Regions from separate parts of the Homo sapiens genome. Here region 2 is linked to region 1. Evidence: read pairs that join two places in POLR2A ChIA-PET (ENCODE). Cell type or tissue: CD4-positive, alpha-beta T cell. All regions are shown on one strand. Each heading gives the region's core, and the rest is flanking DNA. Links, peaks and the distances in the headings are about the cores only.

The links. Peaks named below come from ENCODE experiments on the same cell type or tissue, not always from the same donor. Only the 100,000 strongest peaks of a DNase experiment are listed, where the experiment ranks them.
Region 2: POLR2A ChIA-PET joins it to region 1 with 5 read pairs; 13 of 35 experiments call an interaction of 5 or more read pairs at or near these places.

The regions. Positions count from the first base shown.
Region 1 is chr10:70,089,947-70,094,946 of GRCh38, reverse strand. It overlaps MACROH2A2 (macroH2A.2 histone), which reads right to left. Exons shown (of 9, transcript NM_018649.3): 3 at 4,781-4,887; 4 at 2,993-3,190; 5 at 1,102-1,212. Among named protein-coding and RNA genes, the nearest start is that of MACROH2A2, 40 kb to the right of the region's middle. RefSeq lists a cis regulatory region at 3,831-3,844 and an enhancer at 3,765-3,909. In CD4-positive, alpha-beta T cell, for the core only: no CTCF peak of the experiment used is centred there; DNase peaks (open chromatin) are centred at 1,336 and 2,716; H3K4me3 peaks cover 2,429 bases; H3K27ac peaks cover 2,169 bases.
Region 2 is chr10:70,160,504-70,166,077 of GRCh38, reverse strand. SAR1A (secretion associated Ras related GTPase 1A) reads left to right here. Exons shown (of 7, transcript NM_020150.5): 2 at 4,147-4,220; 3 at 4,340-4,459; 4 at 5,009-5,074. The coding sequence starts at 4,163. It also overlaps the pseudogene CALM2P2. Among named protein-coding and RNA genes, the nearest start is that of SAR1A, 7.2 kb to the left of the region's middle. RefSeq lists an enhancer at 1,608-1,687. In CD4-positive, alpha-beta T cell, for the core only: no CTCF peak of the experiment used is centred there; a DNase peak (open chromatin) is centred at 3,077; H3K4me3 peaks cover 782 bases; H3K27ac peaks cover 2,008 bases.

The DNA of each region.
Region 1 (5,000 bases), core at 1-5,000:
CATTCTCCCTAGAAGAACACAAAATCTGTGGGGCAGGGCTCTGAAGCCAATAACCTTGCTGGAGAGAAGTAATGGGCTCTGGGATTCTGACCTGGGGGTGTCTGGCTCCCTTGCCCTTTGGAGACCACAGTCTTGGGGCTACCATTGGGAATTGCTATCCTATGTGTTCACAGTAGAGTGGAATGGAGGGCATTCTCTATTGTTGGCCCATGTGAGCAAGACCTTTATGTTGCCTTAGCTAAGTGAGAGAAAGCTAATCGTCATGTAACAGTGAACAGGCCAGAGAGGGGACATAAATTCCACCTCTTTGTTTCCCTGCTTTCATCAGTGACGAATTAGCAACCAGCCACACCGATGCTCTTCTTAGAACATACTCTTCCCAATTCTTTGAATGGAGGCTTACTGTGTTGTCAAGATGGAAACATTCAGCTACCAGAGATATGATTAACTGACTCTTTCCTTGGGTGTCTTATTTCAGCCCCAGTTGACTTGGTAGATAAATTGTCTGCTCAGTAAACTTTACACTTGTAGGAATGAATTATTTGCATGTCTGGTTGGGCTGCTGTTGTGTTGCTGAAGACTGTTCAAATGCATAGCCCTGTTTGTTTACTTTCTAAAGCCTAGGAAGGCAGGCAGACTGAATTATTGGCAAATAATTCATTTCTAATACCAAGGATATTTGGGAAACATATATTTCTATTTTCTTTCTTTGATAAATTACATTGAACCATGTAAGATGGGCCTCTCAGAAGCTGTCTGAGAAAGTTAGCTATGGATTTTTTTTTTGGCAGATGTAGAAATAACTGGGGTGTGGGGAATTCCCAGCAAAACCAGTAATGCCATCCTATCTACTGACCAGAAAGAGCTTCCATGCTCACCCTTGTCTGACCAATGTTAGCGTTAACAATTCTCAGCAAAAAAGAACAATTCTCACTCTCACAATGCTGACACTGCCACAGCTCTTTAGTTTAAAAATGAATAATTCAAGACTGCAGTGAAAATCATTATCAGGGGAGGAAAGGAGGCATCATTGCTTGTAAACAGTAGGTTATAAAAATACAGTGGTGTTTTAATATAGCACAAGGCAATTCTCTTTGTTACCTTCTGTCCCAGAACAAGGCTCTTAGAAGACAGAATGGTGAATCCATCCCCTGGCCCATCTTCAGAGGTGGAATTTGAAGTTCCTTCTTTATCGCTGTCCTTTGGTTTGGACTGTCGGTAAAAATCAAAAGGCAAGATGAGAACCAATCCAGAAAAAGCCTGAGGTGCCTTTATTAAGCTCTTCTCACGGCTGCCACCAAGTTGAATATGAAAGGAAGTGGTTAGGTGATGTGTTCTGCTGTTTCTTGAAGGAGGGGAGCAAAAGTCAGCAATATAAGGAAAGAAAAGGGTACCGCAAAATAGCAAAATAGAAAGTGTGTTAAAGGGCTCACACATACCTGCAGTCCTCACCTACCCCTGTGCACCAGCACATTGTCCTTGCTCATTTCAATGCCTGCAGCTCACGACGACAAGCATCGGAGCTGGGTGGGGCCGTTGATAGCCCATTGCTTAGCCTTCTTTCTCCCCAGGATTTCTCGGGGCACAGAGGCAGTGTGGAATGAAACATCCACAACTTCTACAGTAGGGTTGTCCAATAGAACTTTCTGTGATCGTGGAAATATTCATCTTGATCCTCAATAATGTTGCTGAGTGCTTGAAATGTGGCTGGTACAATCAAGGAGCTGAATTTTAAATTTGATTTAGTTTTAATTCAAATCCAAATAGCCTTGGCTTGTGTGCCTTAGCTCACACTTATAATTCCAATGCTTTGGGAGGCTGAGGCAGGAGGGTCGCTTGAGCCCAGGAGTTTGAGGCTACAGTGAGCTATGATCTCGCCACTGCATTACTGTACTCCAGCCTGGGTGACAGAGTGAGACCCCTGTCTCTTAAAAAAAAAAAGCCACATGTGACCAGTGGTTACTGTACTGGGCAACATAGGAAAACATTATTCTATCAGTGGCATCTCTGAGCTAAGCTACCTAGTATATCAAGCTAACCCAAACACCTAGTATATCAAGTATATGCCAAACACCTGAAATTCCACTGGCGGAACTCAGGGAATGCCTGCAGGAGACTAGAGGCTGTTTGGAAGGCAACACAGAGCTCTGCAGAGAAATAAAATGCAGGTTCCTGGCTATCATCGCTCACTTCAGATTTTGCTGGGGGTAGTAAAAGGGATCTGAAAACCATCCCTGCTTAGGGTTTGGAAACCTAGAGAAGACCCATTTCAGCTCTAACCTCAAAGGCCCTTTATTCTTTTACCTGTACATTCTTGTCATTTTCTTCCGGCACCAAGCTGCAAGAGTCCTCGGTCCTTCAGAGGTGTCTGCTACGAAGTCATTGTCTCATCTTTAAACTTCCCTCCTGTTCTGTGAGCGTCTTAGTGTCTGCCTGGGCTGCTCTAACAAAATGCTATAGACTGGCTGGCTCACAAACAACAGAAACCACTTTCTTTTTTTTTTGTTTGTTTAAGAGACAGGGTCTTGCGCTGTCACCGAGGCTCGAGTGCAGTGGTGCCATCATGGCTCACTGCAGCCTCTAACTCCTAGGCTCAAGCCATCCTCCTGCCTCGGCCTCCCAAAGTGTTGGGATTACAGGCATGAGCCACTGTGCCTGGCCCAGAAACTTGTTTCTCATAGTTCCGGAGGCAGGAAGTCCTTGGCGCAGGCAGGTTCTGTGTCTGGCAAGGGCTCACTTCCTGGTAGATGACGCTTTCTAGCTGTGTCCTCACATGGCAGAAGGGTCCCTCTGCCTCCCTCAGGCCTCTTTTATAAGGGGACTGTTCCCATTCGTGAGGACTCGCCCTCATGATCTAGTTATCTCTCAAAGCCCACACCTTGTAATCCTATGCCTCTGGGGTTAGGTTTCAACATATGAATTGTGGGGGAACACAGACATTCAGACCATTGCAGTGGGAGTGCCTGGCCCAGGACACGCAGCCTCGGCCTACCTTTTTGGACGTCCGTGGTTTGGCAGCCTTGGATTTCTTCCCCCCCTTCTTGCCTGACGTGGCCTTCCTGCCTCTTTTCTCTGGGGGTGGGGAGAGGATCGTTTCCGACTTGCCTTTGGTCCCTCGCTTTTTGGCCAGCAGTTCGGGGTGAATTCTGGGCAGGACGCCTCCACTGGCGATGGTCACTCCTTTTAGCAGCTGAAGAGAGAAATGCATGCGCTCATGTAGCAAACAGCCTGCTAGTTCCCAATTTCATACAGTTCTTTTTTTTTTTTTTTTTTGATACAGAATCTTACTCTGTCACCCAGGCTGGAGTGCAGTGGCGCGATCTTGGCTCACTGCAGCCTCCGCCTCCAGGTTCAAGCAATTCTCTTACCTCAGCCTCCTGAGCAGCTGGGATTACAGGCACCTGCCACCACCCCGGCTAATTTTTGTATTTTTAGTAGAGACAGGGTTTCACCACGTTGGCCAGGCTGGTCTCGAACGGCTGACCTCAGGTGATCCACCTGCCTTGGCCTCCCAAAGTGCTGGGATTACAGGCGTGGGCCACTGTGCCTGGCCTGGACTTAATACGGTTCTAACTGTTAAATGTGGCCTCCGCTTTCCTAAAGAAACTGCGTAATACACCATTTAATTGGCTTTTCCCACTTTCAGTTGTAGAGCATTTCTCCGTAGGTTAACAAGGCATCCTGTGATGTTGTACAGAAAGCAAAACGAAGTAAAGCAAAATAGAAGGGACACAGAAGTTGAAACCAGGGATGTTGCCCAGGGCTCTGGAATTCCAGACACAACACAGGATAAAAAGCTTCCCATGTGGGGAGCGCAGCTTGAGAAAATGATGTTCAAAGGTCATTGCAAAGACTAGACCCAGTTAATGATGAACCAGTGGTCTCCACAAGCTTGCACATACATTCCATCAGTAAAGTATGTCTGGCCATGCTCCTCCCAATCAATATAAGTTAATTTATCTGCAAAGAACAGACACGTACTACTCCACTAATATATTCTGCAGATTCGAAACCAACACTACCCCAAGCATGGTCTGCGACCATGGCTCACCCATGAACTGGTAGTTACCCGTCAGTGACAACAGAAGTATAGCAAGCATCTAGAAACTTTCACAGCAAACTGACAGTTATTGTATATCTGTTGAATCTGATAACAAAAAATTATGGCTTGTAGTTTGCTTTTTAATTTTTCTAGTGATTTTTATTACATTTCTGGAAATTATCAGTCCATGATGGATTGGCCATAAAAATGGCTTCTTCACTACAGTTTGAGAAGAGTGAGATTAGAAAATAAAGATAAATGAAAAGAAACAGAAATAAAAATTCTTATACTATTTACCTACCACCTTACATATACTGTAGGTGAAAAGGGGGTATTCGCTTGACTTTGGAGTCAGTTTCAGAATATAAACAGTCAGTTCTAAAATATAAAGAGTCTTCTGCCTTCATCAGAAAAAACTGTCAACTAAGTTTGGGTGAAGAAAGTGAAGAGAATAACATTTGTGCCACACCTTCCTCAGCAACACACAGAACTTGTCTTCAAAGAGAAAAGAAAGGTCTGATAAGACCTAGAATATATAATGAGATCTATGCCAGAGGCAATTTTATTTTGAATCTGAATGATAAGAGCTAGCAGAATTTGTTCTTTTATATGGCCTGAGTTTTTTTTGTATAAATGTAATTGGGAACTGTAGCAGGAGTGACTCATGGCCAGCCAGGCCCACACATTAGCATGTTTGGCAAACCCATTCTACGGCTTCCCTCAAGGCTTCAGACATACCTGGTTGAGCTCCTCGTCATTGGCAACTGCCAGCAAGATGTGTCTCGGGGCTATCCGGGCCTTCTTGTTGTCCCTCGCGGCATTGCCGGCCAATTCTAGAATTTCCGCTGAAATCACAAGGAGGCATTAACAGGCAATCACAGAATGGGGTCTGAGCTAAAGCTTTTCTTTAGAAATGGCCTTCAAGTTTGATCACATTCATTCATTTGTGATTTCTATG
Region 2 (5,574 bases), core at 396-5,395, 71 kb before region 1:
TTATTTAAAAAATACTTTATGGCTAAAAAATGCTAACAAGCATCGGAGCCTTCTGCGAGTCATAACCTCTTTGCTGGTTGGGGATCTTACCTCCATGTTACTCCACGTTGATAGCTGTTGACTGATCAGGTTGATGATTGCTAAAGGTTGGGATGGCTGTGGCAGTTTCTTAAAATAAGACAACAAGGAAGTTTGTTGCATCAGTTAATGCTTGTTTTCAAGAAAGATTTCTCTGTAGCATGCAATGCTGTTTGATAGCATTTTACCCAAAGCAGAATTTATTTCAAAATTGGAACCAGTCCTCTTAAACCCTGCTGCTGCTCAAGTAAGTTTATGTAAACTCAAGTAAGTTTTTGTAATTTTCTAAATTGTTGGTGTCATTTCAACAGTATTCATAGCATCTTCACCAGGACTAGATTCCATCTCAAAAAAACCACTTTTTTTGCTTATCCATAAGAAGCATCTCTTTATCCATTAGTTTGATCATGAAATTACAGCAGTTGTCACATCTTCAGGCTCTACTTCTAATTCTAGTTCTCTTGCTGTTTCTACCACATCTAAGGTTACTTCTTCCTCCAAAGTCTCGAACCCCTCAAAGTTTTCCACGAGGGTTGGAATCACTGTCTTCCTAACTCCTGTTAATATTGATATTTTGACCTCTTCCCGTGAATCATAACTGTTCTTACTGGTACCTAGAATGGTGACTCCTTTCCAGGAGGTTTTCAGTTTACTTTGCCCAGATCCAGCAGAGAAATCAGTCTATGGCATTGATGGCTTTGTGAAATATATTTCTTTTTTTTTTTTTTTTTTTTTGAGACGGAGTCTCGCTCTGTCGCCCAGGCTGGAGTGCAGTGGCGGGATCTCGGCTCACTGCAAGCTCCGCCTCCCGGGTTCACGCCATTCTCCTGCCTCAGCCTCCCAAGTAGCTGGGACCACAGGCGCCCGCCACTACGCCCGGCTAATTTTTTGTATTTTTAGTAGAGACGGGGTTTCACCGTTTTAGCCGGGATGGTCTCGATCTCCTGACCTCGTGATCCGCCCGCCTCGGCCTCCCAAAGGAAATATATTTCTTAAATGAAAGACTGGCAAATCGAAAATACTCCTTGATCCATGGGAAGCAGAATGGATGTTGTTAGTAGACATTAAAACAACATTAACTTCTTTCTGCACCTCCATCAAAGCCCATGGGTGACCAGGTGCGTTGTCAATGAGCAGTAATATCTTCAAATCTTTTTTTCTGAGCAATAGGTCTTCACAGTGGGCTTAAAATACTTAGTAAACCATGCTGTAAACAGATGTGTGGTAGGCAGAGTAGATTTAGTATAATTCTTTTTTTAATTGTAATTTTTTTAATTGGAAAACAAATACACAACTTGGAATGGATTTGAGGCAAATTGTGCCATAAGCACATTTTCTTTAAGTGGCTAAACAAAGTTTAAAAAGCAAGTAACAGTAAAAGAAAATGTTTCTGGTACAGGACCAGCAGTACAGAAAAAACAGTGTGTGAGGTACCTGGGAGTACCTGGATAATACACCCATTCTGCAGTAGTGCAACTTTTAAGTACATATTGTTGGCTGTCCGTAGTCCACACAGAGTTACAACTCCATACTTCAACACCATGCTGACAGTTCCTAAAGAAAACTACTTTAAAAAAAGGCATAACCCGGATGTTCCCTTATTTGACCAACTCCACCTAAGTTTAGATGTGCAGAAGGGCTTAGATATATCCGGAGTAAGCCACAGGCAACATGTTACTTCATCAGTTTTCTAAAATAAGGTTTCAGGGCAATGACAGTAAGGGAAGAACACATGGAGGAATGAAGTCCTGATTACCATACATGCATATTTTTTTTTGACAGTAGGGAGAAGCCTTTTACAGATAAGTTACAAACAAAAGGCAAATAAACAGTTTTGTGCAAGAAATTTAACACATTCTGTACAAGGTCTTCATTATGCTGTCATCATTTGTACAAACTCATAGTTTACTTGACCATCACCATCAGGATCTGCTTCCCTGATCATTTAATCAACTTCTTCATCTGTTAACTTCACTCCAAGGTTTGTCATCACATGGTGAAGTTCTACACCACTAATATAGCCATTGCCATCCTTATCAAACACACAGAATGTTTCTCTAATTTCTTCTTCACTGTCTGTGTCTTTCATTTTTCTTGCCATCATTGTCAGAAATTCAGGGAAGTCAATTGTGCCATTACCATCAGCATCTACTTCATTAATCATGTCCTGTAACTCTGCTTCTGTGGGATTCTGCCTGAGACCTCATTACAGTTCCTAGTTTCTTTGTTGTTATAGTTCCATCACCATCTTTGTCAAATAGTGAAAAAACTTCTTTGAATTCTACAATCTGCTCCTCAGTCAGTTGGTCAGCCATGCTGCAAGTGCTACTGGTTTCCGAGACGCAACCACACAACCACTCTGCTCGCTCACTTGCTCCACTTGGACTGATTTAGTGTCATTCTTCAGGGCCCTAGGATTTTCAAAATGGTAAATGAGTATGGGTCCTAGGATTTTCAGAATGGTAAATGAGTATGGGTCCTAGGATTTTCAGAATGGTAAATGAATATTGGCCTCAACGTAAAGTCACCTTGCATTAGCCCATAACAAGAGAGTCAGCTTGCCCCTTGAAGCTTTGAAGCCAAGCAATGACATCTCCCCTCTAGCTATGAAAGTCCTAGATGGCTTTTCAAATAGAAGGCTGTTTTGCCTACATTGAAAATGTGTTGTTTAGTGTAGCCACCCACCTTCATCAGTTATCTTGCTGCAGCTTCTACATCAGCACTTGCTTTTTTACCTCGTGTTTTTATTTTATTATTATTTTTTATCAGCAATAAGGCTGTTTCATTTTCTTGACGTTCATGGGTTTGCTGGAGTAGCACTTTTAATTTTCTTCAAGAACTTTTCCTTTGCATTTGCAATTTGGGTAACTGTTGAGTGCAAGAGGCCTAGCTTCTGGCTTATCTCAGGTTTTGATGTGTCTTCGTCACTAAGCTTAATCATTTCTAACTTTTGCTTTCAAGGGAGAGACCTGTTACTTTCACTTGGAGAATAGGGAGGCTTGGGGTGGGGGCAGGACTGTGGAGGAAGTCAAGTTTGCTGTCTTCTATGGTTGTGGTTTGTGGCACAACAAAACAATTATACTAGTAATACCAAAGATCACTGATCATAGATCATGATGACAGATATAAGAATAATGAAAAAGTTTGAAATATTGTGTGAGAATTACCAAAATGTAACATAGAGACATGAAGGGAGCACATGCTGTTAGAAGATGGTACTGATACACTTACTCAACTCAGGGCTGCTTCCAACCTTCAATTTGTAAAAAAACCAGAAAACCTCAGGATCCACAAAGTATCATCAAATGAGGTATGCCTTTATATTTTTAACTCCTAGTTCTCTGAGTATCATAGATCAAAAACTATTAGGAAACAAGTTATTTTTGCACATATAAGGATTCTAGACTCTCCTCCAGATTGCAAAATCTGTGTCAAGAAAGAATATTAGTTTCTCTTTACTTTGCTTCCTCCCCTCCCCTTCCATCCCCTCCTCCCCTTCCCCTCCTCCCCTCCCCCTCCTCCCCTGCCCCGCCTCCCCTCCCCTCTCTTTTCTTTTCTTTTCCTTTCCTTTCCTTTCCCTTTCCCTTTCCCTTTCCCTTTCCTTTTCCCTTTCCCTTTCCCTTTCCCTTCCCTTTCCTTTCTCCTGTCCTGTCCTGTCTTTTTTATCAGAGTCTCCCTCTGTTGCCCAAGTGAGTGCAGTGGCACCGTCATGCCTCACTGCAGCCTCAAACCCCTGGGTTCAAGTAATTCTTCTGTCTCACCCTCCTGAGTAGCTGGGACTCTTGGTGTGTGTCATTATGTCCAGCTATTTTTTTAGTTATTTGTAGAGATTGAGTCCAGCTTTCTTGCCCAGGCCAGTTGTGAACTCCTGGGCTCAAGTGATCCGCCTGCCTTGGCTTTCCCAAATGCTGGGATTCCAGGTGTGAGCCACCATGCCTGGCCTGCTTTCTTATTCCCGAAAACAAGAGACTATAAATGTGCATCATGGCTAGGGAACAAGAGTTAACCTCTCCACAATTGTACTGTCATTCAGAAAGCTAATGTTTGCTACTTTCATATTTTATACAGGTAGTAAGCATTAATAATGTCTTTCATCTTTGAGTGGATCTACAATGGCTTCAGCAGTGTGCTCCAGTTCCTAGGTAAAGCCATTTCCTTGAAATACAGGTTTCAAAGTTTGTGCCTTTCCCTCAGTAATTTAACTACAAATAGGCTTTGGTCTGTAGAGAGCAAATGTGTTAACAATTTTTTTCTCTTTTAGGACTGTACAAGAAATCTGGAAAACTTGTATTCTTAGGTTTGGATAATGCAGGCAAAACCACTCTTCTTCACATGCTCAAAGATGACAGATTGGGCCAACATGTTCCAACACTACATCCGAGTAGGTTTGAAAATATCAGGTGACCTTTTGATCTTTAAAGGTCAGTGTTAGGCGTGGAGGATGAATCCCTAGTTGGTGGAGTTCTTTTATTAACTGAAGTCCCAAAAGCCAACTCATACGAGAAAGTTCCCTGTAAGACACACTCAGGTTATGTACTTTCAGATCTAAACCTCTGGAACTTTGTCATTATCTGTTGTCACTGGTCCTGTAAAGGGACACCTCTCCTATACCTACTTCTAAGAAGTGGAAAATAGCTTGGAAGAAAAGAAACCTTTGGCTTTTAGAATAGTTTAAGAACATTTCACCCTTGTATTCCTTTTCTTTGTTGGGAGTGGGGCGTTGCCTGGGCTGGTCTCAAAAATCCTGGGCTCAGATTATCCTCCTGCCCTCAGCCTCCTGAGTAGCTGGAACTACAGGCGGGTACCACCACACTCAACTTCTTGTATCTTTTTCTTTACAAGATGAAAGCATTGATATTGGCTTATAGTACTAGTAGTTGGGGGTTGTTGAGTTGACAAGTTTTTTTCTTCTTTTTAAACAATTTTTCAGCATCAGAAGAGCTAACAATTGCTGGAATGACCTTTACAACTTTTGATCTTGGTGGGCACGAGCAAGGTAAGTGATGACTCAGTGGAAAGCATGTTTATTGACTTATTTTTTTTGTGCCTCCCAGCTCCTTTTAAAAGCAGTGTGTCATTTTTACCTTTTAAATTACTTACATTTTAGAATTAGGATCTTATTACTTTAGTGAAGTTGTTTTATTCATTTATTTTTTTAAGTAATTTCAAACTTGTCAAAAGTTGCATTAAATAATACACAGAAGTCCCCTTCAATATTACCCTATTGAGCTGGGATAAAGTTAGCCATAATGTATAACTATTCATGAACTTTTAAGTATTTGCCTGATATAGCCAAACTCAACTCAAATCTTGACTGAAAATTTTTACAAAGCAGGACAGCATCTTGCCATTTTAATCTTTACTACATTTTTACTTATTAATGTAATTTACCTTGTAACTGGAAAATATGTTAAAAGATATATGTATTGCTTCAACAAGAGTAATTATTTCATCATTTTAACTAGGCTTGCCCTAAGCCAGTATATTTTCTTCTAT